2 separate regions of the Homo sapiens genome follow, and region 1 is linked to region 2. Evidence: chromatin loops called from intact Hi-C (ENCODE). Cell type or tissue: adrenal gland. All regions are shown on one strand. Links, peaks and the distances in the headings refer to the core of each region. The heading gives the core; the rest is flanking DNA. Region 1 overlaps TPST1 (tyrosylprotein sulfotransferase 1). Region 2 overlaps TPST1 (tyrosylprotein sulfotransferase 1).

Region 1 (12,970 bases), core at 3,373-8,372, 56 kb after region 2:
ATTCAAGAGGAGATTTGGATGGGGACACAAAGCCTAACCATATCACTACCATTTTTCTTTTCTTTTTTTTTCATGCCTGGATTTTTTCGTTGTTCCCTCATGAACATTTTAAAGTGTAATTAAGCAAAAGAGAATACTATACAATGGTTTTTAACAATTTTTTTAAGTTTCCCCCCTCCCCCCAAGACAGGGTTTCCCAATGTTGCCTAGGCTGGTCTCGAACTCCTGGCCTCAAGTGATTCTCCCACCTCACCCTCCTAAGTAGCTGGGACTACAGACATGTGCCACTGTGCCCAGCTGCCTATACAGTGTTTTTATTTTATTTTATTTTTTTAAGATGGAGTCTTGCTTTGTCACCCAGGCTGGAGTGCAGTGGCATTATCTTGGCTTACCGCAACCTGTGCCTCCCGGATTCAAATGATTCTCCTGCCTAAGCCTCCCAAGTAGCTGGGATTACAGGCACCCGCCTCCATGCCTGGCTAATTTTTGTATTTTTAGTAGAGACAGGGTTTCACCATGTTGGCCAGGCTGGTCTCGAACTCCTGAGCTCGTGATCTGCCCGCCTTGGCCTCCCAAATTGCTGGGGTTACAGGCGTGAGCCACCATGCCTGGCCTTTAATTTTTTTAAAAAGTAAAACTTCTTTAATTTTCTTCTCGCAAGAATTGAATAGAATGATAGAATGAATGCCAGTATTTTATAATGTTGTATCCAGCAGGTTGCAATCAGGGAGGCTCCAACAGAGTCACTTTTTCTGTCTTTTTATGTTCAATCTATGCTGTAAATTGGTTTCAGAAACTTCTGTGAGTCTATCAACTGTAAAAATGGAGATGACTATGAAAGGATCTTACGCTTTTATTCTTCTTTGATCCACATGTCTGTTTGTTCCTCCATCTAGAATATAAAGATGATTAAGACTCTACCTGTCTCCTTTAAGTCCAGTGAAGAAGATAGATTTACAATTAATGGTAATTCAGTATAACTGCCGTAAGAACAGGGCATTCAGAATGCCCTGTGAGCTCAGAGATGGCGCTACTGTATTCTCATGTTTAAAGGATAAGTAAAAGTTCCCCAGTTTGAGAAAAGAGGGGAAAAGGACTCCAGTGAAAGGAAATTGATGAAATTACTGTTGACTTTACTTGTATATATTAACTGTCTTTCAGTGTCTCTGAAAACTTGATTTGGGACTATTTCCTTTGAACAGAAATAATAGCATTCCTGCCTGATAAATGTCCTGTGGTCAAATAATATGATTTCCTAATCATTCTGCACACTAAACTTCCCCCCACCAGGAAATCAATGCCTTAATGCTAAATTTCCTCTGTACTACTTTCTGTAAGAGTAAGAGGTTCCTATTTCACAGTCACGACACATTCCCAACTCAATTCACATTCCAATCCATCTTGTCCAACTTCATTGAAAGTTGATACACTGAACCATTTCCTTTACTTAAAAGAAATAGAATTCTTCCTAAATTCTATCTACTGTTGGAATAGAAAGAATATCATGCTTCTAGACTGACTAATTTTTTTTCTTCTTGATATAAGTATTGACAACATTTATTCATTTGTTTCTAGGCAGCACAAGACTGTTGAACTTTCCTAGAACTGAGTCTGAGATTTGCAAAGCTGCCAAAATATTTTGAAACAAATGAAAATATGTAAACATGAATGTTATCAGCTGTTTTACAGTATTTGTGTTTTAGAGATAATGAGCATCTGGTGGACCACAGGAGCCCAGGGGGATTTCAAACTCCAGATTCCTTTTTGTGTAATCATATCTGGCTGGAGTTATTTGTTTTCTCTGCATGTGAAACTATCAAGTCATAATTCTTCAAAGGGGAATGTTTATTGCATTATTTAAAAATAATAAATTATATTACTAAATAAATAACAGCAGGCCAGGCATAAACCAATGATGAAAGTTTGTCAGAAACTAAGGCTTCTGATTAATTCTGTGCTCTGGACTATAATTGGAAGGAAGGATTATATTAGAGTTTACAATGAGTTTACAGAAAGAAAGGAGAGGGATAAATTATATTTAGTTCACAGTAAATCTGAATTCAGAACCCCTGGTTGTAAGACTAGTCTTTTAACCTTTAGAGTTAAAAAATGTATATGTACAGCTGGGTGCAGTGGTTCACGCCTGTAATCCTAGCACTTTGGGAGGCCAAGGTGGGTGGATCGCTTGAACCCAGGAGTTTGAGACCAGGATGGGCAAAATGGCAAAACCCTGACTCTATAAAAAATACAAAAATTAGCTAGGTGTGGTGGCAGGTGCCCATAGTCCTAGCTACTCAGGAGGCTGAGGTGGGAGGATCCCTTGAGTCTGGGAGGTCAAAGCTGCAGTGAGCCGTGATTGTGCTACTGTACTCCAGCCTGGGTGACAGAGAAAGACCCTGTCTTAAAAAAAAAAAAAAGTGCGTGTGTGTGTGTGTATGTACGTTGAAGAAAACTATGAGAAAAAGCAAAAATGTAGAGTCCATAATGCATAATGTTGTGTTAAGCACATAGTTTAGTCATTGGTACATATTTCTGGAGATGGTCTAAAGATCTATTTTTTAAAAACTGATTTTAGTTAAATCAGAGGTTAGCAAATCACAGCCTGCAGGCCAAATCTGGCCTATCATACATTTTGTTTGTCTCTTTGTTGTGTTTTTGGTGTTTTTTTTTCTTTCTTTTTTTTTTCCTTTCCTTTTTTTTTTTTTTTTTTTTTTTTTTTTGAGACAGAGTCTTGCTCTGTTACCCAGACCAGGCTGGAGTGCATTGGTGCGATCTCAGCTCACTGCAACCTCTGTCTCCCAGGTTCAAGCAATTCTCCTGCCTCAGCCTCCTGAGTAGCTGGGATTATAGGTGTGCACCACCATGCCCAGCTAATTTTTGTATTTTTAGTAGAGATGGGGTTTTACCATGTTGCCCAGGCTGGTCTCAAACTCCTGAGCTCAGGCAATCTTCTCGCCCCAGCCTCCCAAAGTGCTGGGATTACAGACGTGAGCCACCGCGCCTGGCCCTATCATACATTTTGGTAAATAAAGTTTTATTAGAACATACTATGCTCAATCATTTATATGTTTTGTGTGGCTGCATTTGCCCTGCAGCAGTAGAGCTGAGTAGTTGGAACAGAGACTGTGGTTCATACAACCTAAAATATTTACCCTGGCCTTTGTTACAGAATAGGTTGCTAACCTCTGAGTTTCTCAGTTTTAGCCCATTCACAAATGAAATAGTTTTTTTTTGTTGTTTTTTTTGAGACAGCCTCACTCTGTCGCCCAGGCTGGAGTGCAGTGGCATGATCTTGGCTCACTGCAACCTCTGCCTCTTGGGTTCAAGCAATTCTCTTGCCTAAACCTCCTGAGAAGTTGGGACTATAGGCACATGCCACAACGCCTGGCTAATTTTTGTATTTTTAGTAGAGACCAGGTTTCGCCATGTTGACCAGGCTGGTCTTGAACTCCTGGCATCAAGTGATCTGCCTGTCTTGGCCTCCCAAAGTGCTGGGATCCCAGCCTCTCTCTCTCTCTTTCTCACTCTCTCTCTCTCCCGCTCTCTCTCTCTCTCTCTCTCTCTCTCTATATATATATATATATATATTTTTTTTTTTTTTTTTTTTTTTGAGACAGGGTCTCATTCTGTCACCCAGGCTGGAGTGCAGTGGCATAATCACAGCTCACTGCAGCCTCAACCCCACGGGCTCAAGCAATTCTCCTGCCTCAGCCTCCCAAGTAGCTGGGATTACAGGTGCGCACAACCACGCCCAGCTAATACTTGTATTTTTTTGTAGAGACGAGGCTTCTCCATGTTGTCCAGGCTGTTCTCGAGCTCCTGGAACTCAAGCAATCTGCCTCAGGCAGGAATCCTGAAATTCTGGGATTATAGGTGTGAGCCACTTCTCCTGGCCCACAAATGACATATTCCTTATAATCTACTACAGTGAGCTTTGCATGGTTAATATATTTGTTGTGTTGAAACTATCTTCCTGATTTTTTCCAATTTTTTATAGAGAAACCTGGAAAGAATAGTACCATAAATACCTATATACCCTAACAGAGAATTATTGTTAAAATTTTGCCATATTTGCTTTATCTTCTCTGTGCATATGTATACTCACATGGCTTTTTTTTTATTGGTATTAGTTGAAAGTTGCAGATATTATGCTTCCTCAGCGCATATCCCTAAGAATAAAAGCATTTTCCTCGACAACTGATTATGTTAAAATTTGAAGACGTGTATGAGGTTTTTGTTTGTGAGGGCTATATGACTGGCGTTTCTCCAGTATATGACACTTTGTTCATCCCTATGTTCCTCTTTATAAACTGCAGAAATTCTAAATATAATGCATTAGTTGTCTATTGCTTGCAAGTAGTAGACTGAATGATGGCTCCATAAAGATGTCCACTTCCATTAGATAAAGAAAATGTGTACATATACACCATGAAATATTGCACAGCCATAACAAAGAGCGAAATCATGTTCTTTGCAGCAGTTTGGATGGCGCTTGAGGCCATTATCCTAAGTGAATTAATGCAGAAACAGAAAACCAAGTACCTCATGTTCTCACTTGTAAGTGAGAGGTAAACACTGGGTACAAATGGACATAAAGATGGGGACAGTAGACACTGGGAATACAAGAGGGCAGAAGAGGGAAGGAAAAATAAGGGTTGAAAAACTACCTATTGGGTACTGTGCTCACTACCTGGGTGACAGGTTCAATCATATCCCAAACTTCAGCATCACACACTATACCCCTGTAACAAACCTGCACATGTACCCCCTGAATCTAAATAAAAGTTGGAAAAACAAATCAACCCAGATGGCCATTTCCTAATCCCTGGGGTCTGTGAATATGTTACCTTATCTGGCAAAAGGAACTTTACAGATGGAATTAAGGAATTTTAGATGAGGAGATTACCGATCATCTGGTGGGCCTAAAGTAATCACCAGGGTCCTCATAAAGGAGAGGCAAGGGAGTTGAAGGTAGAGAAGGGGCTCTGAAGATGGGAAGCAGAATAAGTGTAGGAAATGTGAGCTTGCCACACTGCTAGTGTTGAAGATGGTGAGGCTAAGAATTTTCACATCCACTTTCAAAACCATTGTGTCCTGGCTCCTTTTAAACCATCTTTCCCTCAATTTCTCTGTCCTCTTACATCTTATTGTAAACACCAAGAAGAAACCTGGCAGTTAACTTTGCTTGGAAATCTTTTTAGCTAGACCATCTAATTCATTCGGCACATTTTCTACCTTCCACATCACTGTAAAATTGGGTTGCTAAACTTTCCACAACTACCTAACAGAGATCCCTTGCCTCCAGTTTCTACTCAGATGTTCCTCACATTCCTTAAAACTCACAGTCCACCTCCTAACAATCTAAAATCTACCAACTATCAATTCCTGGCAATTTAGGCTTTACTGCTCCTCTCCTGAAAGGCCTTAAAGTATTAGAACTGGGCCCTATTATTAGAACCTATTTCCCAGTTCTAATATTCCTCCCACATTTTTGGTATGTGTGACAATGGAACTTTACTCCTGATACCAAAATCTGTATGATTTATATATGAAGCATAACAAATTATTCTAAAACGTATTAATGGCTTAAATCAACAAACGTGTTGTCTCATAGGTTCTGTGGTTCAGGAATCCAGGCAAAGCTACCTAGATGCTTCTAGCTCAGGATCTTTCATGAAGTTGCAGTCAAGCTGTCAGCTGGGCTGCAGTCATCCAAGGCTCAGCTGGGAGAGGATCTGCCTTCAAGCTCTCTCATGTGACTGTTGGCAGGCCTCAGGTTTTCACTGGCTGTTGGCTGGAGATGCCAGTTATTTGCCACATGAGCCTCTGTCTACGGCAGTTGACAACATGCAGCTGGCCTACCTCAGAGCAAGCAACCAAGCAAGAGAGCAAGATAGAGTGCTCAAGACAAAAGATAACAGACTTTTTGTAACTTAATCTCAGAAGTAACATCCCATCACTTTTGCCAAATTCTGGTTGTTAGAAGCCAGTCACTAGATCTGTCCCACACTTGAAGAGGGTTAAACAAGGTCATGTTCTTCATAAGATTAATCCAAGTACAGAATTGGCTTAATAACATTTCTGACGATTTTTCCTATAACTTGTAAAACCTTGGCTATCTGAAACCCTTGGGAAGTGAATCATCCTTAAAAGCTAAGTTTCTGGATAGATTTTTACCATGAAGGGACCAAATCTTAATAATTTGGAGTAGAATCACTTCTGCATTTGATCACATATTTCTTGCCTTTTAAAATAAATTACTGATCATTATTTGAAATTTTATTTCATCAAAAGAAAATTAGCAATTGTGTGTTATAAAAAGAAGGTGTCTGTCTTCTCCTTATGTAGGGTATAGAACTGTTCATCTCTTTACTAAAAACTTAAGGCTTCTGTCTGCCTTTTATAATTTCTGTTTCTTTCTTTGTTTCATTTGTTACCTCTTAGTTATCAGTACTTGCCCATTGCCTTCCTGTTTACTGTATCTAGTAAGTTGCTGCAAAAGTAATTGTGATTTTTGTATTAAAACAAATGGCATTAGATTCTCATAGGAGCACGAACACTTTTGTGAACTGTGCATGTGAGGCATCTCGGTTGTTCTTGCCTTATGAGACTCTAATGCCTGATGATCTTTCACTGTCTCCGATCACCCCCAGATGAGACCCTCTAGTTGCAGGAAAACAAGCTCAGGGCTTCTACTGATTCTGCAATATAGTGAGTTGTGTAATAATTTCACTATATATTATGATGTAATAATAACAGAAATAAAGTGCACAGTAAACGTAATGTGCTTGAATCATCCGGAAACCATCCCCTCTGCTGGTCCATGGAAAGATTGTTTTTCACAAAACCGGCCCAAAGTTGGGGACTACTGCTATAGAGAATTGGATCTGCGGTCTACAAGTAATGTTAATGACATTTATTTTAAGTTGCACTGAGACTTTTGTTTACATCTTTTTTTTTTTTTTGAGATGAGAGTCTCGTTTGTGTTGCTCAGGCTGGAGTGCAAGGCACAATCTCAGCTCACTGCAACGTCCGTCTCCTGAGTTCAAGCGATTCTCCTGCCTCAGCCTCCCGAGTAGCTGGGATTACAGGTGCCCGCCACCAAGCCCAGCTAATTTTTTGTATTTTTAATAGAGATGGGGTTTCACCATACTGGTTGGCCAGGCTGGTCTTGAACTCCTGACCTCAGGTGATCCACCCGCCTCGGCCTCCCAAAGTGCTAGGATTACAGGCATGAGCCAACATGCCTGGCCTGTTTACATCTTAATTATGAATTGTTACTATAGTCAGCCCTTTGTATCTGTGGTTTCCACATCCATAGATTCAACTAACCATGGACTGAAAATATGTGGGGGGGAAATGATGCTTACATCTGTACTGAACGTGACGGACTTTGTCATTATTTCCTAAAAAATACAGGATAACTATTTACATAGCATTTGCATTGTATTAGGTGTTATAAGCAGTCTAGAGATGATTTAAAGTATACAGGAGGATATGTGTATGTTACGTGCAAATACTACACCATTTTATATAAGGCACTTGAGCACCTGTGGATTTTGTTATTCACAGGGGATCCTGGAAACAATCCCCTGTGGATACCAAGAGATGACTGTATAGGGGAGGCCGTGGTGACAGATGAAGTGGCACTGGGCTTAGTAAGGGTAAGAAAGCTAAGAGTGGCCTGAGGACAGATGACAAACATGACATATTGCTCACTTTAGCCAATGCTCAGAATCTCTTAGGTTTTTGAAACTTCACAAGCAATTTAGGCAAACTCTCCTTTCTTCTCTATCTCTGTATTCTATGTAATCCCACAGTTGAAGGCTGTTCTTATAGTGGAATTAATTATACCTCACTCCAAAAACTTGACCCTGATTTCCGTCTACAAACCCAAAGCAGCAAATACAATTTACTTTTATATTTGAATTATTTTCTTTGTAATGGTGTCTGTTGACAGCCAAAGCCTCTTGTATGGAAACATACCACCACTGCCACAAGTAAAAGCTATAAAGCAGTGTTAAATACTGTATATAGAGCTCACATTTGTATATGCATTTCTTTTAGGTCTTATGTAGTGTGTGTACTGTGGAAGATCGAGAAAGTGCGTTAGGTTGTTAGACAAAAGACCCAGAAGGCCTGCTAGAGATGCCACAGGTGGAACTAAGAAAGCAATCTCTGTGTCACTCAGGCTTTGAGAAACTTCCTTCAGAATCATAAAACATTAGAACTGGGAAGGTTAAAAAATCTTTAGTCTTTTTTTCCCAGCTCCAGTCTCTTGTGAATAATTAACAGTAAAGTTAAAGATTATGGGAATTACGTGCCTCCTTTTTTCCCTTGCACAACATAGAATTTGTTTTCTAATAGTAGTTTATTTGTTAGCTTTGCATTCCCATAAGTGATGGTTTCCAGCCTTGGCAAACCCTTGCAGCCTCCAGCCACAAGTCCCCTGGACCTCAGAGAATGTATATACTGTATGTGCACCCTAATAACATATTTCCTTAAAACTAGTACTACTGGATCCTCTAACTTTAGTACATGTCTTTCATGTCCAACTTTTCAGAGGCCGCCAAACTAGCAACCCTAAACTCATTTGTCACTATCAAAACATAATATACGAATATGGAAAGCTAATATAAAAATGGTAAGGGACTGAGCCATTTGGAAGGTAACTTAATGTAAGTGCCTGAAAAACAGGGATACAAAAAAGCAAAGGGACAAGAAGCAAGCCAGTTCACCCTGAACCCTACAAATGTTTGGGAATTAGAAACATCAAGTATTACAAATTAGGGGAAACGGATGAAGTCTGATACTAAAAATAGGGAGGTTGACAGTCTGTGTAGGAACAGTTAGACTTCCAGATCCTTATCTCTATACCCCACCTCCCCCTCTGCAGAAGAGATAGATTCCCTTAGGGAGGAAGAAAACTAGAGAAAATAAAGACACTAGGGGGAGAGTGTGATGTCAGCAAGATAGTGGAATAAAAGATACCTGGCATCACTCTTCCCACAAAAATGCAACTAGAAATTATTCAGGCTGGGCGCGGTGGCTCACTCCTGTAATCCCAGCATGTTGGGAGGCCGAAACGTGTGGATCACTTGAGGTCAGGAGTTCGAGACCAGCCTGGCCAACATGGTGAAACGCCGTCTCTACTAAAAATACAAACATTAGCTGGGCATGGTGGTGGGTGCCTGTAATCCCAGCTACTCAGGAGGCTGAGACAGGAGAATTGCTTGAACTCGGGAGTTGGAGGTTGCAGTGAGCCAAGATCATGCCACTGCACTCCAGCCTGGGTGAAAGAGCGAGACTCCATCTCAAAAAAAAAAAAAAAAGTATTCAAAGACAAGAATATCAACCTGAGTTCACCAGAACTTGGGGAAGAAGTGGAGAAACCTCCTGGGCCAACAAAATTTTTTGTAAAATAAGTGGTCATTTCAGACTGTGCCACCCCTTCCCCCCAAGCTGGCATAACACCACTCAGGGAGAATTTTCCTAGCCCTGCAGTTTCCAAGGTGAGAGGAAGGAATTGGAGGTGTGTATTCAGTCTCCTCACTGGTCTGGGAATCTTCCCAGGGAGCCCACTCCCGTCCCATCAGGGAGAGCCAGGAGAGCTGAACTATCTGGGGTAAAGTGGGGACAAAGAGCAGGGCACTGATTGTAGCAACTAGTATATGGATCTTGCAGCTACTCTGTACTCTAATTAGCCGAGACACCCTATTGACAAGGATGGCCAGTGTCTTAGTGCCACTGGGGTGTAATCAGTGGGAAGGCCTGAATCCCTGGTCGGATTTTCCACAAAACTTAGTGCTCACATGGAACCTTCCCGTGGCCCAGAAACAGCTATAAGATTGGGATTAAGCTGGGCATGGCAGCTCATTTCTGTAATCCCACTTTGGGAGGCCAAGTTGGGTGGATAATTTGAGCCCAGGAGTTCAAGACCAGCCTGGGCAACATAGCAAAATCCCACTTCTACCACAAAAACAAAAGTTAGCTGCATGTGGTGGTACGTGCCTGTAATCCCAGCTACTTCAGAGGCTGAAGCAAAGAGTCGCTTGAGCCTGGGAGACAGAGGTTACAGTGAGCCAAGATCGCACCACTGAACGCCAGCCTGGGCAACAGAGCAAAACTGTGTCTCAAAAAAAAAAAAAAGTTGGGATTAACTTCCAGTGTACACTTAAGCACTTAAGACTTTCACAGACTGGGAAATGATGACAGGATAGCAATATAGTTGGAGAACAATGTTTACCTTTCGGTGGTCACTATAAGTCTTCCTGTCTGTGAAACAATGTCAGGGCAAGTTAGTTTAGTTTTAGTGCAGTGTTTTGAACGGCAGGGCAAGTTAGTTCTGTTTTAGTGCAATGTTTTGAATGGCAGGGCAAGTTAGTTTAGTTTTAGTGCAGTGTTTCAGTTCTGATGCTCACTGTAAGTCTTCCCCAGAATGGGAAGAAACAATAGGCCAGTACTTAAGCTCTCATACTAAGTAAAGGCCCGAAATCACCAAAGAACACCTGCAAAACCTAGAAGAAATGGCTGTGTCCTCAAATGTGCAAGCATCAACATAAACAAGCAATGATTATGAAAACTTAGGGAAATATGACACCACCAAAAGAAACCAACAAAGCTCCACCAGTGGACTCAGAAGAATTGAAGATCTATGAAATGTCAGACAGAGAATTCAGAATAAGCCTCTTTAAAAAGTTCAGTGAATCTGCCAGGCATGGTGGCTTACGCCTGTAATCCCAGCACTTTGGGAGGCCGAGGTGGGCAGATCACGAGGTCAGGGGATCGAGACCATCCTGGCTAACATGGTGAAACCCCATTTCTACTAAAAATACAAAAAATAAGCAGGGCCTGGTGGTGGGCACCTGTAGTCCCAGCTACTCGGGAGGCTGAGGCAGGAGAATGGTGTGAACCCAGGAGGCGGAGCTTGCAGTGAGCTGAGATTGTGCCACTGCACTCCAGCCTGGGAGACAGAGCAAGACTCCGCCTCAAAAAAAAAAAAAATGTTCAGGGAATCACAAGAAAATAGAGATAGAAAATTAAATGAAATTTAGAAAGCAATCCATGTATGTAGTGAGAAATTTGACAAAGAAATAGAAACAAGAAAACAAATAGAAATCCTATCTATAAACAATACAGTAACTGAACTGGAATAACTCATTGGAAAGCTTTAGCAGCAGACTTAATCAAATAAAAGAATTGGTGAGCTTCAGGACAGAACATATGAAATTACCCATTCAGAGGAGCAAGAATAAAAAAGGGTAAAGAAGACCTACAAGAATTGTGGAATACCATCAAGCAGACTAACCTCTGCATAATAGGAATTCCTGAAGATGAGGAAGAAAAGGGTGTAGAAAGCATACTTAAGCAAATCATGGCTGAAAAAGTCCCAAATCTAGAGAAAGATGACACTGTCTAGGTACAGGAAGCTCAGTGATCAGCAATTAAAATCAACCCAAAGAAGAGATACCTATGGCACATAACAATCTGGTTAACAAAAATCAAAGACAAAGAAAGATTACTCAAGGCAGCAAGAGAAAAGAAATGTGTCCCATTCAACATACCCCAATAGAGCTTTCAGCAGATATCCCAGCAGAAACCCTGTAGGCCAGCAAAGAGTGGAATGGTATATTTAGAGTGCTGAAGGAAAAGAAAAAAACTGCCAAGCAAGAATACTGTACCCAGCAAAGTTACCCTTTATAAACACAAAGGCAAGATAAAGATTTTTCCAGACAAACAAAAGTTGAGGGAATTCATCAACACCAGACCTGTCTTACAAAAAATGCTAAAGGGAGCTGTTCAGTCAGAAAGTGAAGGATGCTAATGGGTAAAAAGAAAGCATCTAATGGCATTAAACTCACCGGCAAAAGAAAGAAAACTCACTGGTAAAAGAAGACTTCTGAAAAATTCAGAATATTGTAATACTGCAAATGGGATGAGTAAACCACTTATATTTTAAGTATGAAGACTAAAAGACAAATTTTTTTTTTTTTTTTTTTTTTTTTTAAGACAGAGCCTCGCTCTGTCACTCAAGCTGGAGAGTGCAGTGGTGCAATCTCAGCTCACTGCAACCTGCACCTCCTGGGTTGAAGTGATTCTCATGCCTCAGCCTCCGAGTAACTGGGATTACAGATATGTGCCAACACACCTGGCTTATTTTTGTATTTTTAGTAGAGACAGTATTTCACAATGTTGGCCAGGCTGGTCTCGAACTCCTGACCTCAGGTGATCCGCCCATCTCGGCCTCCTGAAGTGCTGGGATTACAGGCTTGAGCCACCATGTCCGGCCGACAAAACTATTAAAAACAGTAACTACAACGGTTATTTAGGAGACAGACAATTGTTTAAGCAATAAAAAGATTAAATCAAAACATCAAAAAGTCAAAATGGCAATGGCGGTGTTAAAGTATAGAGTTTTTGTTACTTTTCTTTGCAAAGTTAAGTGATTATCAGTTTAAAATAACCTATTATAAGATTTTTTTGTAAGCCTCACAGTAACCATAAAGCAAAAACCTATAATAGATACACTAAAAATAAATAGCACAAAATCAAAGCACGCTGCTAGAGAAAATCACTTACCATAGAGGAAGACAGTAAGAGAGGAAAATAGGAAGAAAGAATCTACAAAGCAACCAAAAACAAGGAACAGTATGGCAGTAGTAAACCCTTACCTGTCAGTAATAACTTTGAATATAAATGGATTAAATTCTTCAATTAAGAGTGGCAGAATGGATTAAAAAACAAGACCCATCCATATGCTGGCTACAAGAAACTCACTTCATCTGTAAAGATAAGCACAGACTGAAAGTGAAGGTATGGAAAAAGATAATTTATGCAAATGGAAACCAAAAAAGAGCAAGAGAGCCTATAGTTTTATCACATAAAATAAACTTAAATCAAGATGGTTAAAAAAAAGACAAGGCCATTATATAACGACAAAGGGGTCAGTACAGCAAGAGGATATAACAAT
Region 2 (12,970 bases), core at 4,906-9,905:
AGTGCTGGGATTACAGGTGTGAGCCACTGCACCCGGCCAAGGTGGCTACTTTTTAAAATATGCCATAGTTTAGCCTTCAACTATATATGCCTTATGGAACCTCCAGTTTAATGCTGCTGTTGATACCCCTCTTAGATTTTCTAATGAGACCTTCCTCAGCACTTTAATAATGAAATCTACTATATGACTCAAGGTTGATGTGTCTTACTCAGTGGCAAAGAACAGAATAAGAAATAGATCCAAACATATCGGAATTTAAGACAGTGGAATGATATCTTACAGAAAGGAGTCAGGGTATTGGGTCCTAAAATCAACACAGATCAAAGCTGAAATTAATAAAATAGAGAAAAATAGAATAGGATAAATAAAAACCAAAATCAATTCTTTGGGATGGTCAGTAGAAATGTAAACCCTTTGCAATATTGATGAAAATAAAAGTGAATATGTATCATAAAGGATGAGGAAAGAGAAATAATCACAACTGTAAACGATTTTTTTTTTTTTGAGACAGAATCTTACTCTGTTGCCCAGGCTGGAGTGCCTGGCTCACTGCAACCTCTGCCTCTCAGGTTCAATTGATTCTCCTGCCTTAGCCTCCTGAGTAGCTGGGATTACAGGCACGCGCCACCACGCCTAGCTAATTTTTGTATTTTTAGTAGAGACAGGATTTCACCATGTTGGCCAGGCTGAACTCCTGACTTCAGGTGATCCGCCTGCCTTGGCCTCCCAAAGTGCTGAGGTTACAGGGCGTGAGCCACCACGCCCGGCCTATAAAAGACATTTTTAAAAAATGATAGGAGAATACAAGAAAGTACATTTGTAATACATTTGAAAGTCTAGAAACAGTGGCTGATTTTTGAAGATAGATGGAGAGCTTCAGTAGGTTGATTAGCACCAAAGAGATTAAACGGTGATTAAGAGATATCATTTAAAAAGGAAGAGATGATACACAACTGAATTATTTCTAATCAGTGGAGAACAGATGAGTCCGATGCTATTTAAGCTATTTTAGTAGATGGAAAACTCCCCATTCATTTTCCAAAGCTATGATTTAATGTCAGAACCCAATAGAAATTACATAAAAGAAAACTTTAGATTAGTTTTCTTATGCATGCAGATGCTAAAACCATAAATAAAATACCAGTAAATAGAATTCAGCAGTGTAGCAAAAACTGATCAGCTATTATGACCAAATAGTTTTTATTTCAGCAACAAAAGAATAGTTCACTACTAGAAAAATCTGTCAACAGAATGTACTACATCAATAAATTAAAGGAGAAAACCATATGATCATATCATTCAGTGCTGAAAAGGCTCTGGGTACAATTCAGTTGTCATTCATAATAAAAGCTCTTAAGAAGGAACAGGAAAAACACTACCTAGATATAGTAAAGACTGCACTCAACATGTTTTTACTAAGCATCCATTATATGCCCAGTAATATTCCAGCAGTTAACAGACAAAACATTTAGAGCCATCTCATTTTTTAAAAAAGAAGGAGTTGAATGTTTAGTTTGTCAGATGGTAATAAGCGCTTTGAAATAAGAAATAAAGCAGGGAATAGGAGGTTGCCAAGAGCTGGGATGTAGGAATTGTCAGGGAAGGACTCATTGGTAAGGTGATATTTGAGTAGAGAACTGTAGGAGAGCAAGTCAACAAAGCAGGCAAAAATTCCAGCCATCATGTATCCTACGGTCTCATGGTGGGGGAGGGGGCAATACAAAAAACATGATAAAAACATATAGCATATTAGAAGGTTATAGTGGAAAAAAGGAAAAACAGAGGAAAGTAAAGGGGACCAGGGCCCAGAGGATTTTGAAGGTCAGATTATAAAGTTAGTAGTCTCATTGAGAAGGTGATATCTGAGCAAAGTCTCAAAGGAGGTGAGGGAGTTAGCCAAGTAGATATTACAGGAAGGAGTGCTCCAGGCAGAGAGAAGAGTCACAGTAAAGTAGCTATCAAGAGACCACGCCTGGCCTAGTCAAGGACCTACAAAGATGTCAATAGGACTGGAGTAGAGTGAACAAGGGAGTGTGTGAAGGTCAGGTTATTTTATGTGGGACCTTGTAGACCACTGGAAGGACTATTTTAAAAATTACCTTAATGAATTTTTATAAGGCAAACACTCTTATAACTATTACCCATGTTAAGAAATAGAACCATATCAGTCAGTCCAGAAGCTTTTTCATGTACCCTATCCCAAACTAAGTCCCCTCCTCTTCTCCCAAACTATCCACTATTTTGGCACCTTTAGAAATCACTTACTCTGCTTCTTTATACTTTTATTACCCAAATGTGCATTTAGACATTGTAGCTTATTCTTACTCATTAAAAATAATTTGACAAGTCTTCTCTTTTAATCGACAGATTTCCAAGTGATCCATTCCTTTCTTTACCATACACTATTTTTTGAAGAACCCAAGCTATTTAGCCTGTAAAGTTATTCACAATCTGAATTTTGCTGATTGGAAAATTGTGCAGTTTTGCAATCGAACTGCTGATTATCCAGCATGTTCTTCTGAATTCTCTACTTCCTGTAAATTGATCGCTGAGCCCAGAGGCTTAATCACACTCAAGGTCTTATTTGGTGAGGCTATATACATTATGTGTGGTTGTCATTTTTCTTGTGATTTTAGCAGCCATTGATCCTCAGTGCCTAGATTCATCAATTTGTTGACTATTGTAAAGTGCTGATATTCTAATTCTGATCTCTTTTCTACATCTTACTTGGAACAATTTTATGAAGAGACATATCCTTGCCTCTATATTTTTTGGTTGCCCAGGGTTACAGCTTTTCATATACAAAAAGCATAATAAATACTTGATTCTTTTGCTTTTTTGGGGCCAGTTTTCAAGATAATGGTTTGGTTCCTTTTCATCTTCCCAAGAGACCAATTTTATATGTTTCTATCTGTTGCAATTAGCATTTTTATTGAGTTCAAATTGTTCCTTCTCTGGCCACTAGATGCTTCTACACATTGCCTCCTGAGTACTTTTGCTGTGACCTCAGTTGTGTCTGATAGCTTCCTTGCTACCTGGTATGATAACATCTGGTGTGACAAGATAGTACATGCTCAGCTGAGCTTAGTGATCAGCTGGGACTACAGGTGCCCGCCGCCACGCCCGGCTAATTTTTGTATTTTTAGTAGAGACGGGGTTTCACCCTGTTAGCCAGGATCATCTTGATCTCCTGATCTCGTGATCTGCCCGCCTCAGCTTCCCAGAGTGCTGGGATTACAGGCGTGAGCCACCGTGCCTGGCTTGTTTATTTTATATCAGTGCAAGTTGGTACCCTTTGACCTACATCTCCCCATTTCCTCCCATTTCTGCCCCTGGTAACCACCATCCTACTCTGCTTTGATGTGTTTTACTTTTTTAGATTCTGCATATAAGTGAGATCATACAGTATTTGTCTTTCTGTGTCTAATTTATTTCACTTAGCATAATGTCCTCCAGGTTTATCCATGTTGTTACAAATGGCAGTGTCTCCTTTTTAAAGGCTGCATAATATTTCATTGTGAGTATATATTAATCCATATATATGTATATATCCATATCCATATCGTATATGTATCACCATTTCTTTAGCCATTCATCCCTACATTTTAGGATTTTTTTTTTTCATTTTAGGACATTTTCAAAGGATTGTAAAAATTCTAAAAAGAGAATACGCAACAGATTATTCTTTGGATTATAGAGCCTAAACTATTTGCTGTCTAGTCTTTTACAGAAAAAATTTGCTGACATACACTCTAGTAGATTCTTCAGAAAGTGTCTGTGGGAACAATATTCTCTGAGTTTGTAACTTTGATAACAGCTGCTCTGTGCCTTTTATACTTTTACAAGTCATTTTTCCTGGATGTAAGATTCTTGGCTTATTTTTCTTCCATATGTATATTAAATAGATTGTTCAATTTCTTCTGGGGGAAAAAAGTATTGATATTCTACAAGAAAAGAAAATTAGAAGCCAGTATTTCTGGTGAATATAGATGCAAAAATCCTCAACAAAATATTAGGAAACAAAATTCATCAGCACATTTATAAGGATCATTCACCATAATCAAATGGGACTTATATTTGGGATACAAAGGTGATTCAAAATAATGCAAATTAATAAATGCGATATACCACATTTACAGAATGAAGGACAAAAATCGTATGATCACCTCAATAGATGCAGAAAAGGCATTTGACAAAATTCAGCATCTTTTCATGATAAAAACTCTCAACCAAATTAGATACAGAAGGAAGGTATGTCAACACAATAAAGACTATCATAAGCCCACAGCTGACATCATCCTCAGTGGTGAAAAGTTGAAAGCTTTTCCTGCAAGATCAGGAACAAGACAGAATACCCACTCTCACCCCAATTCTTTTTTTTTTTTTTTTTCTGAGACATGGTTTCACTCTGTTGCCCAGGTTGGAAGGCAGTAGTGCAATCACAGCTCACTGCACCTCCTCCTCCGGGCTCAAGCAATCCTTCCACCTCAGCCTCCCAAGTAGCTGGGACTACAGGCACATACCCTCATGCCTGGCTAATTTTTGTATATTTTATAGAGTTGGGGTTTTGCCATGTTGCCCAGGCTAGTCTTAAACTCCTAGGCTCAAGCAGTCCACTCACCTTGCCCTCCTAAAGTGCTGGGATTACGGGTGTGAGCCACTGTGCTTGGCCTTACTCTCACCACTTCTGTTCAGTACAGTACTGGAGTCCTAGCCAGAGCAATTAAGCAAGAGACAGAAATAAAAGGCATCCACATCAGAAAGGAAGAAACTAAATTGTCTCTGTTTGCTGATGACATGATCTTACATATAGAAAGTCCTAAAGACTCCACCAAAAATTGTTAGAACTAGTTAATGAATTCAGTAAAATTTCAAGATACAAAGTCAACATTCAAAAATCAGTAGTGTTTCTATACACTAACAATGAACTGTCCAAAAAAGAAATGATGAAAACAATCTCATTCACAATAGCTACCAAAAAAAAGACTTATGAATAAATTTAAAATTTAATCAAGGAGGTGAAAGACTTGTACACTAAGAACTATAAAACACTGATGAAAGAAACTGAACACACTAATAAATGGAAACATATCCTGTATTCGTGGATTGGAATATTGTTTAAATGGCCACACTACCTAAAATGATCTATAGATTTCAATACAATCCCTATCAAAATTTCAATGACATTTTCACAGAAATAGAAAAAGCACTTGTAAAATTTATGTAGAACTACAAAAAGCCCCAAATAGTCAAAGCAATCTTGATAGAAAAGAACAAAGCTGGATGCATCACAGTATTTGACTTCAAAATATACTGTAAAGCTATAGTAATCAGAATAGCATGGTACTGGCATAAAAACAGACATATAAACGAATGGAACTGAATAGAGCGCCCCCAGAAATAAACCCACATATTTATGGTCAGTTGATCTTAAGGGTGCCAAGAATACACAATAGGGAAAAGACAGTCTCTTAAATAATGTTGGGAAAACTGGATATCCACATGAGAAGAATGAAGTTAGACTCTTACCTCACATCATATACAACAACCAACTCAAAATGGATCAAAGTTTTATCTTGGAAAAAAAAAAATTTTTTTTTTCTTTTGAGACAGGGTCTCACTCTGTCACCCAGGCTGGAGTGCAGTGGTGTGATCTTGGCTCACTGCAACCTCCGCCTTCTGGGTTCAAGCGATTCTCTCACCTGAGCCTTCCTAGTAGCTGGGACTGCAGGCATGTGCCACCATGCCCAACTAATTTTTGTTGTTGTTTTCTTTTTTCTTTCTTTTCTTTTTTTTTTCTTTGGTAGAGACGGGGTTTCACCATGTTGGCCAGGCTGGTCTTGAACTCCTGACCTTAAGAGACCCACCTTCCAGCTGGGCACGGTGGCTGACGCCTGTAATCCCAGCACTTTGGGAGGCCGAGGTGGGTGGATCACAAGGTCAGGAGATCGAGACCATCCTGGCTAACACGGTGAAACCCCATTTCTACTAAAAATACAAAAAATTAGTCAGGTGTGGTGGTGGGTGCCTGTAATCCCAGCTACTCAGGCTGAGGCAGGAGAATGGCGTGAACCCGGGAGGTGGAGCTTGAAGTGAGCGTTGAGATCGCGTCACTGCACTCCAGCCTGGGCGACAGAGTGAGACTCCGTCTGAAAAAAAAAAAAAGATCCACTCGGCCTCTCAAAGTGCTGGGATTACAGGCATGAGCCACCTGTACCTGGCCTCAAAATGGATTAAAGGTTTAAATGTAAAACCTGAAACTGTATAACTATCAGAAGAAGACATAAGGGAAAAGCTCTGTGACATTGGTCTGGGCAATGAATTTTTGGATTTGACCTCAAAAGCACTGGCAACAAAAACAAAAATGGTCATATGGGATTATGTCAAACAAAAAAGCTCTGCACAGTAAAGGAAACTATCAACAGAGTGAAGAGACAACCTATAGAATGGGTTGATATATTTGCAAACCATATATCTGATATGGAGTTAATATCCAAAATATATAAGGAACTCAATTCGGCAAGAAAACAAATCTAAAAAAATGGGCAAAGAACCTGATAGACATTTATCAAAAGAAGACATACAAATGGCCAACAGTTATATGAAAAAAATGCTTAGCATCGCTAATCATCAGAGAAATGCAAATTAAAACTACAGTGTACCTCATACCTGTTAGAATGGCTATTATAAAAAAGATAGGCCAGGTGCAGTGGCTCACACCTGTAATCCCTGCACTTTGGGAGGCCGAGGTGGGTGGATCACGAGGTCAGGAGGTCGAGACCATGCTGGCTAACACGGTGAAACCCCATCTCTACTAAAAATACAAAAAATTAGCCAGGTGTGGTGGCGGGTGCCTGTAGTCCCAGCTACTTGGGAGGCTGAGGCAGGAGAATGGCGTGAACCCGGGAGGCAGAGCTTGCAGTAAGCCAAGATTGAGCCACTGCACTCCAGCCTGGGTGACAGAGCGAGACTCCGTCTCAAAGAAAAAATAAAAAAAAATAAAAAAAGATAACAAGTGTTGGCAAAGATGTGGAGAAAAGGGAGACCTATACACTGTTGGTGAGACTGTAACTTGGTACAGCCGTTATGGAAAACAACATGGAGGTTCCTCAAAAAATTGAAAATAGAGCTACCATATGATCCAGCAATCCCACTACCAGGTATGTACCCAAAGGAATTGAAATCAGAATGTGGTAGATATACCTGCACTCACATGTTCATTACAGCACTATTCACAATAGCCAAGATATCAACCCAAGCATCCATTCACAGATGAATGGATAAAAAGAAAATGCGGCATACATACACAATGGAATACTATTTAGCCTTTAAAAGGAGGAAATCTTGTCATTTGCAACATCGTTAATAAACCTGTAGAACATTATTGTAAATGAAATAAGCCAGGCATGGAAAGACAAATACTTGGGATCTTATTTCTATGTAGAACCTAAAAAAGTCAAATTCATAGAAGCAAGAGTAGAATGGTGGTTACCAGGGCCTGGAGGTTAGAGGAGTGGGGATTAGAGATGTTGGATTAAAGGATATAAAATTTCATTTAGACAGGAAAAATAAGTTCAAGAGATGTATACTGTGGTGACTATAGTTAATAACAGTGTATTCTATACTTGAAAATTGCTGAGACTAGATTTTAAATGTTCTCATGACAAAAAAGTGATTATGTGAGGTAATGCACATGTTAATTAGCTTGATTGAGCCATTTCACCATGTATACATATTTTAAAACATGTTATATATTCAGTTTTCATCAGTTTAAAAAACTTAATTTAAAAAAAAAAAGTTTTGATGTTGAAAAGTCTGATCTAATTTTCTTCTCCTATAGGTAATTTGGATACCTATACTTTGCCTAGATACTCAAATATTTTTTCTTTAAAGTGCAATAATTTTAATATGTTTTGTTGGTCATCATATAGCAGATATTCTCAGATATACCATGTGTTCTGTCAATATATAGATTAAAAAAACTTTTTAAAAATAATGTTTTCTTAAATTTTGGTTTTTAGTATTTGCTGTGTTCCCTTTGATTCTCTTCTTCAAAGACTCCTATTTTTCATTAAAGACTTTTTTTGCCTGTTAATATTTTTCACTTTCTTTTGAATTGTTTTATTTCTTCTTAAATTTTAAAAACATTTCATATATATATATATATGTATTTTTTTGAGGCAGAGCCTCACTTTGTCTCCCAGGCTGGAGTGCAGTGGTGTGATCTCGGCTCATTGCAACCTCTGCCTCCTGGGTTCAAGTGATTCTCCTGCGTCAGCCTCTCAAGTAGCTGCGAGTACAGGCATGTGCCATCATGCCTGGCTAATATCTTCTATTTTCAATTAGTTTAAATTGGAAAGCTTTTAAATCTTTGAAGGCATTCTATTTCACTTATAATTTCTTTTAAGATTCTCTTGTATTTATTAACTCTTGTCTTCCTTCTAGTTTAGTTTATTTTTGTAATGATTTTTCCTTCCATTTCTAAATTCCTGAGCTCTATCACCTTATTTCTAATATGATTTATGTATCATTTTCTCAGTGTCTTTTAGCTTGTTTTAAAATAGTAAGTTACAATTTTAATGTTTTGTGGGCATGTCTTTTTTTCTCTATAGGAATGTTCTTCTTCTTCTCTGTTTTCTTTTAACAACTCTTTATGGTATTTGACCAAATACTTTTTTGTCACTCATTTTTACTGAAAAACAGTTTTCTCAAGCTTTTGGGAGGAGGAATAGTTCAAGCTGTCTTTATTAATTTCATAGCTCTCCATCTCCTGTTTTTTGGTTTTGTTCTGGTAAAGCGTTAAATAATATGGTGGCTTGCTTTCTGAGACTTCCTGACTCCATAGCCTCCCCTCGCTTGTATCGGGGCCTTCTCTTTCCTTTGTCTCTGTCACCATTGTAATTAGCCCAATTCTGATTCTCCTCCCAGAAGTTTCTAATTGCGATGTCCTGTCCTGGAAAGGAGCTTTGGCTGGTTGGTTTCAAGTTCATGTTTCCCATCTTTCTCTGGCCCCTTTGAGAACCTACCAGTGGCCCTTATAGTCACTTTTTGGTTTGATGAAACCCTTCCCAATTTCAACTGGTGTTCTCAAATAGATCTGCTCTGATTTTTAGAGTTTGGTTTATGGCTGCTGTGGTGTTTCCCATTCTCAGTTTTCAGATGCGTTGTTGCTTCTTTTTCTTTCACCACATTAACATTCATTCCATGAGGGGATTGTGGTTACTGTTGGTTGTCTCCACGAACTTGTATTTTGGAGTTTGTGAGCTACTTTGTCATCTAGTTTTGTTGTCCATGGTGTTTTAGTTTTGTTATTGGATTACTTTGCATGTTTTTAGGGAATGATTTGGTGAGATGAAAACTATTCAGAATAGTTTTTTCTATTTGGATGATCTCATCAAATCATCCCCTAAATCTATACAAATCAGGAAATCTATTCAAATAGGAAAAACTATTCTGTGATTACTCAGATTCCCTCTCATTTCCAGTGCCTAGTCACTCTGAGTGACTAGGGAGTCATTGCAGGATTTTGAGCAATGGAGTGACATGACCTGACTGGTGTTTTAAAGGCTCTGTCTGGTGATAGACTGAGAATAGACCATAGAAATGTAGAGGAAGAAGTAGGGGGACCTATTAGAAGAATGTTGCAGAAATAGGCTGGGTGGATCACTTGAGGTCAGGAGTTTGAGACCAGCCTGGCCAACATGGCGAAACCCTGTCTCTACTAAAAATACAAAAATTAGCTGGGTGTGGTAGTGGGTGCCTGTAATCCCAGCTACTCAGGAGGCTGAGGCTGGAGAATTGCTTGAGCCCATGAGGTGGACGTTGCAGTGTGCTGAGATTGTGCCACTGCACTCCAGCCTGGGCAACAAGAATGTGACTCCATCTCAAAAAAAAAAAAAAAAAAAAAAAAAAAAATTGCAGAAATCCAGGTGAGAGATGTTTGCTTGGACTTGGGGAGCAGCAGTGGAGTTAATGAGAAGTGGCCAGATTTGCATATATTTTGAGGTATAGTTGATAAGATTTCCTGATGGATTTGATGTGAAGTATGAGAGAATGTAGTTGAAAAATAACTCTGGTTTTGTCCTGAGCAACTGTAAGAATGGAGTTGCTTTTAACTGAGATTAGAAGGCTGAGGCTGCCGTGCGGGTAAGGTAGACTTTAGGGGTGACATAAAGAGCTCAGTTTGGACTATGTTGAGCTTGAGATAGTTATTAGACTTCTGAGTGAAGATACTCTTCGTGATTCTGCGAGTCCCATGACAGCATGAGGTAAAAAAAGAAAGACATTGGGCCGGGCGCAGTGGCTCACGCCTGTAATCCCAGCACTTTGGGAGGTCGAGGTGGGCGGATCACGAGGTCAGGAGATTGAGACCATCCTAGCTAACACGGTGAAACCCCATTTCTACTAAATATACAAAAAAGTAGCTGGGCTTGGTGGCGGGCGCCTGTAGTCCCAGCTACTGGGAGGCTGAGGCAGGAGAATGGCGTGAACCTGGGAGGCGGAGCTTGCAGGGAGCCGAGATCGCACCACTGCACTCCAGCCCACTGCACTCCAGCCTGGGTGGCAGAACGAGATTCCGTCTCAAAAAAAAAAAAAGTTTATCATAGAAAATTGGAAAATATGGATAAGTTAGGTAAGAAAATAAAAATCATGCTGCATTGTAAACATTCTGATATGATTCTAAACATACATATAACATGCATTTAGAACACATCGCTTTTTTCTTTCCAACTTTTAGGTTCAGGGAGTACATGCACAGGTTTGCTACCGGTAAATTGTCTGTCACGGGGGTTTGGTGTACAGATTGTTTCATCACCCAGGTAATAAGCATAGTACTCTATGGGTAGTTTTTCGATCCTCACCTTCCTCCCACCCTCGACCCTTAAGTAGGCCCAAGCGTCTGTTGTTCCCCTTTGTATCTATGTGTGCTCAGTGCTTAGCTAGCACTTATAAGTGAGAACATGCAGTATTTGGTTTTCTGTTCATGTATTAATTCGCTTAGGATAATGGCCTCCAACTCCATCCATGTTGCTGCAAAGGACACTATTTCATTTTTTTATAGCTGTGTAGTATTCCATGGTGTATATCTACCACATTTTCATCATCCAGTCCACTGTTGTGGGCATTTAGGTTGGTTCCATGTCTTAGCTATTGTGAACAGTGTTGCGATGAACATACAGTTACATGTGTCTTTATAGTAGAACGATTTATATTCCTGTGGGTATATATCCAGTAAGGGGGTTACTGGGTCTAATGGTAGTTCTGAGTTCTTTGAGAAATCTTCGAACTGCTGTCCACAGTGGCTAAACTAATTTACATTCCCACCAGCAGATATAAGCATACTCTTTTCTTTGTTTTGTTTTGTTTTAAAACTAAAGCTTATTCTGGCCAATTTACTCTACTATTTTCTAATAACAGCTCATAGATCAGAAACGGTCTTTGTTTTAAACTTTCCTATCCATATGAAACACAATGATGTTGGGGTAAGAGGGGCCTTTTCTCTAAATGAAAATACAATACTTATTCTGTATAATTCTAGAGGGCCCAGAGATGTGGAAATAATGTATTTGTAAGAATTATATTAAACAATCTTTATTTGATAAATAGTACCTTACAATCCTAATGCTATCTATCAAGCTTCAGTAAGAGCAATTTCAGCATCAAGTAATGAACAGTAGCTAAACTGACAAGAGATCAATCAAAAGGGCTTTAAATGGAGCAGCACCAGCTGATGTGCTGCTAAGGCTCTGGGCATTCAGGACTCTCCTATGGGGAAAACGGAATCAAACCAGCAGGTGCTCTGGACCTAAGCCTTCACATCGTGACCTGCCTCCCTCCTGGGGGTGTGGTGGCCCACAGTCCCCCTGGCATTTCTCGGCCCTTGTGGGCTGCAGACGGAAATCCTGGCACCAAAGGACAGCTTGGGAAAGGCTGAAACTTGACCTCACAGTCAGCTGGCTTCTGCCTATTGTGGTCATTTTCTTTCCAGAGCACCTAGAGCACTCGCACAGTGGACGTGGAAGCCACCCAGCATTCTTGGGCTGTTTTCTCATAGAAGAGGACCTTCCTCTAAGCATTGGAAGCGTCTTTCTCCAATTCCTGGGCCAGATCTTGGGCCATCTTCTTGTAGGTCATGGGTCTGACACACATGGTTCAAGTTTTCGTGGCTATTGTGAATGGGATTGTGTTTTTGATTTAGCTCTCAGCTCGGATATTGTTGGTGTATGGAAATGCTATTTTTGTACAATGATTTTGTATCCTGAAACTTTACTGAAGTTGTTTATCAGATCTAGAAGCTTTTGGGCAGAGACTGTGGGGTTTTCTAGGTATAAAGTCATATCGTCTGCAAATATGGAAGATAGTTGACTTCCACTCTTCCTGGATGCCTTTATTTTTCTTACTACTCTATCTAGGACTTCCAGTACTGTGTTGAGTAGGAGTGGTGAGAGAGGGCATCCTGGTCTTATTCTGGTTCTCAATGGGAATACTTCCAGTATGGTATGCTTCCAGCAGCACATCAACTGGTGCTGCTCCCTTTAAAGCACTTTTGATTGATTTCTTGTTAGTTTAGCTATTGTTCATTACTTGATGCTGAAATTGCTCTTATTGAAGTTTGATAGATAGCATTAGAATTGTAAGGTACTATTTATCAAATAAAGATTGTTTAATATAATTCTTACAAATACATAATTTCCACATCTGTGGGCCCTCCAGAACATTTCAGCATGTTCTGGATGTTGGCTGTGGGTTTGTCATAGATATCACTTATTGTTTTGAGGTATGTTCCTTCGATGCCTAGCTTGTTGAGAGTTTTTAACATGAAGGGATGCTGAATTTTATTGAAAGCATTTTCTGTGTCTATCGAGATGATCATGTAGTTTTTGTCTTTAGTTCTGTTTATGTGATGAATCACATTTATTGGTTTGTGTATGTTGAACCCACCTTGCATCCCAGGGATAAAGCCTACTTG

The links. Peaks named below come from ENCODE experiments on the same cell type or tissue, not always from the same donor. Only the 100,000 strongest peaks of a DNase experiment are listed, where the experiment ranks them.
Region 1: a loop joins it to region 2, with 1.8 times the contacts of the local background. A loop is called at or near these places in 4 of 110 quality-filtered maps.

What each region holds. Positions count from the first base shown.
Region 1 is chr7:66,325,320-66,338,289 of GRCh38, forward strand. All of the region lies in intron 3 of TPST1 (tyrosylprotein sulfotransferase 1), which reads left to right. Among named protein-coding and RNA genes, the nearest start is that of LINC00174, 69 kb to the right of the region's middle. In adrenal gland, for the core only: no CTCF peak of the experiment used is centred there; a DNase peak (open chromatin) is centred at 5,785; H3K27ac peaks cover 284 bases.
Region 2 is chr7:66,268,215-66,281,184 of GRCh38, forward strand. The region is part of intron 2 of TPST1 (tyrosylprotein sulfotransferase 1); the gene reads left to right. Among named protein-coding and RNA genes, the nearest start is that of TPST1, 69 kb to the left of the region's middle. In adrenal gland, for the core only: no CTCF peak of the experiment used is centred there; no DNase peak of the experiment used is centred there.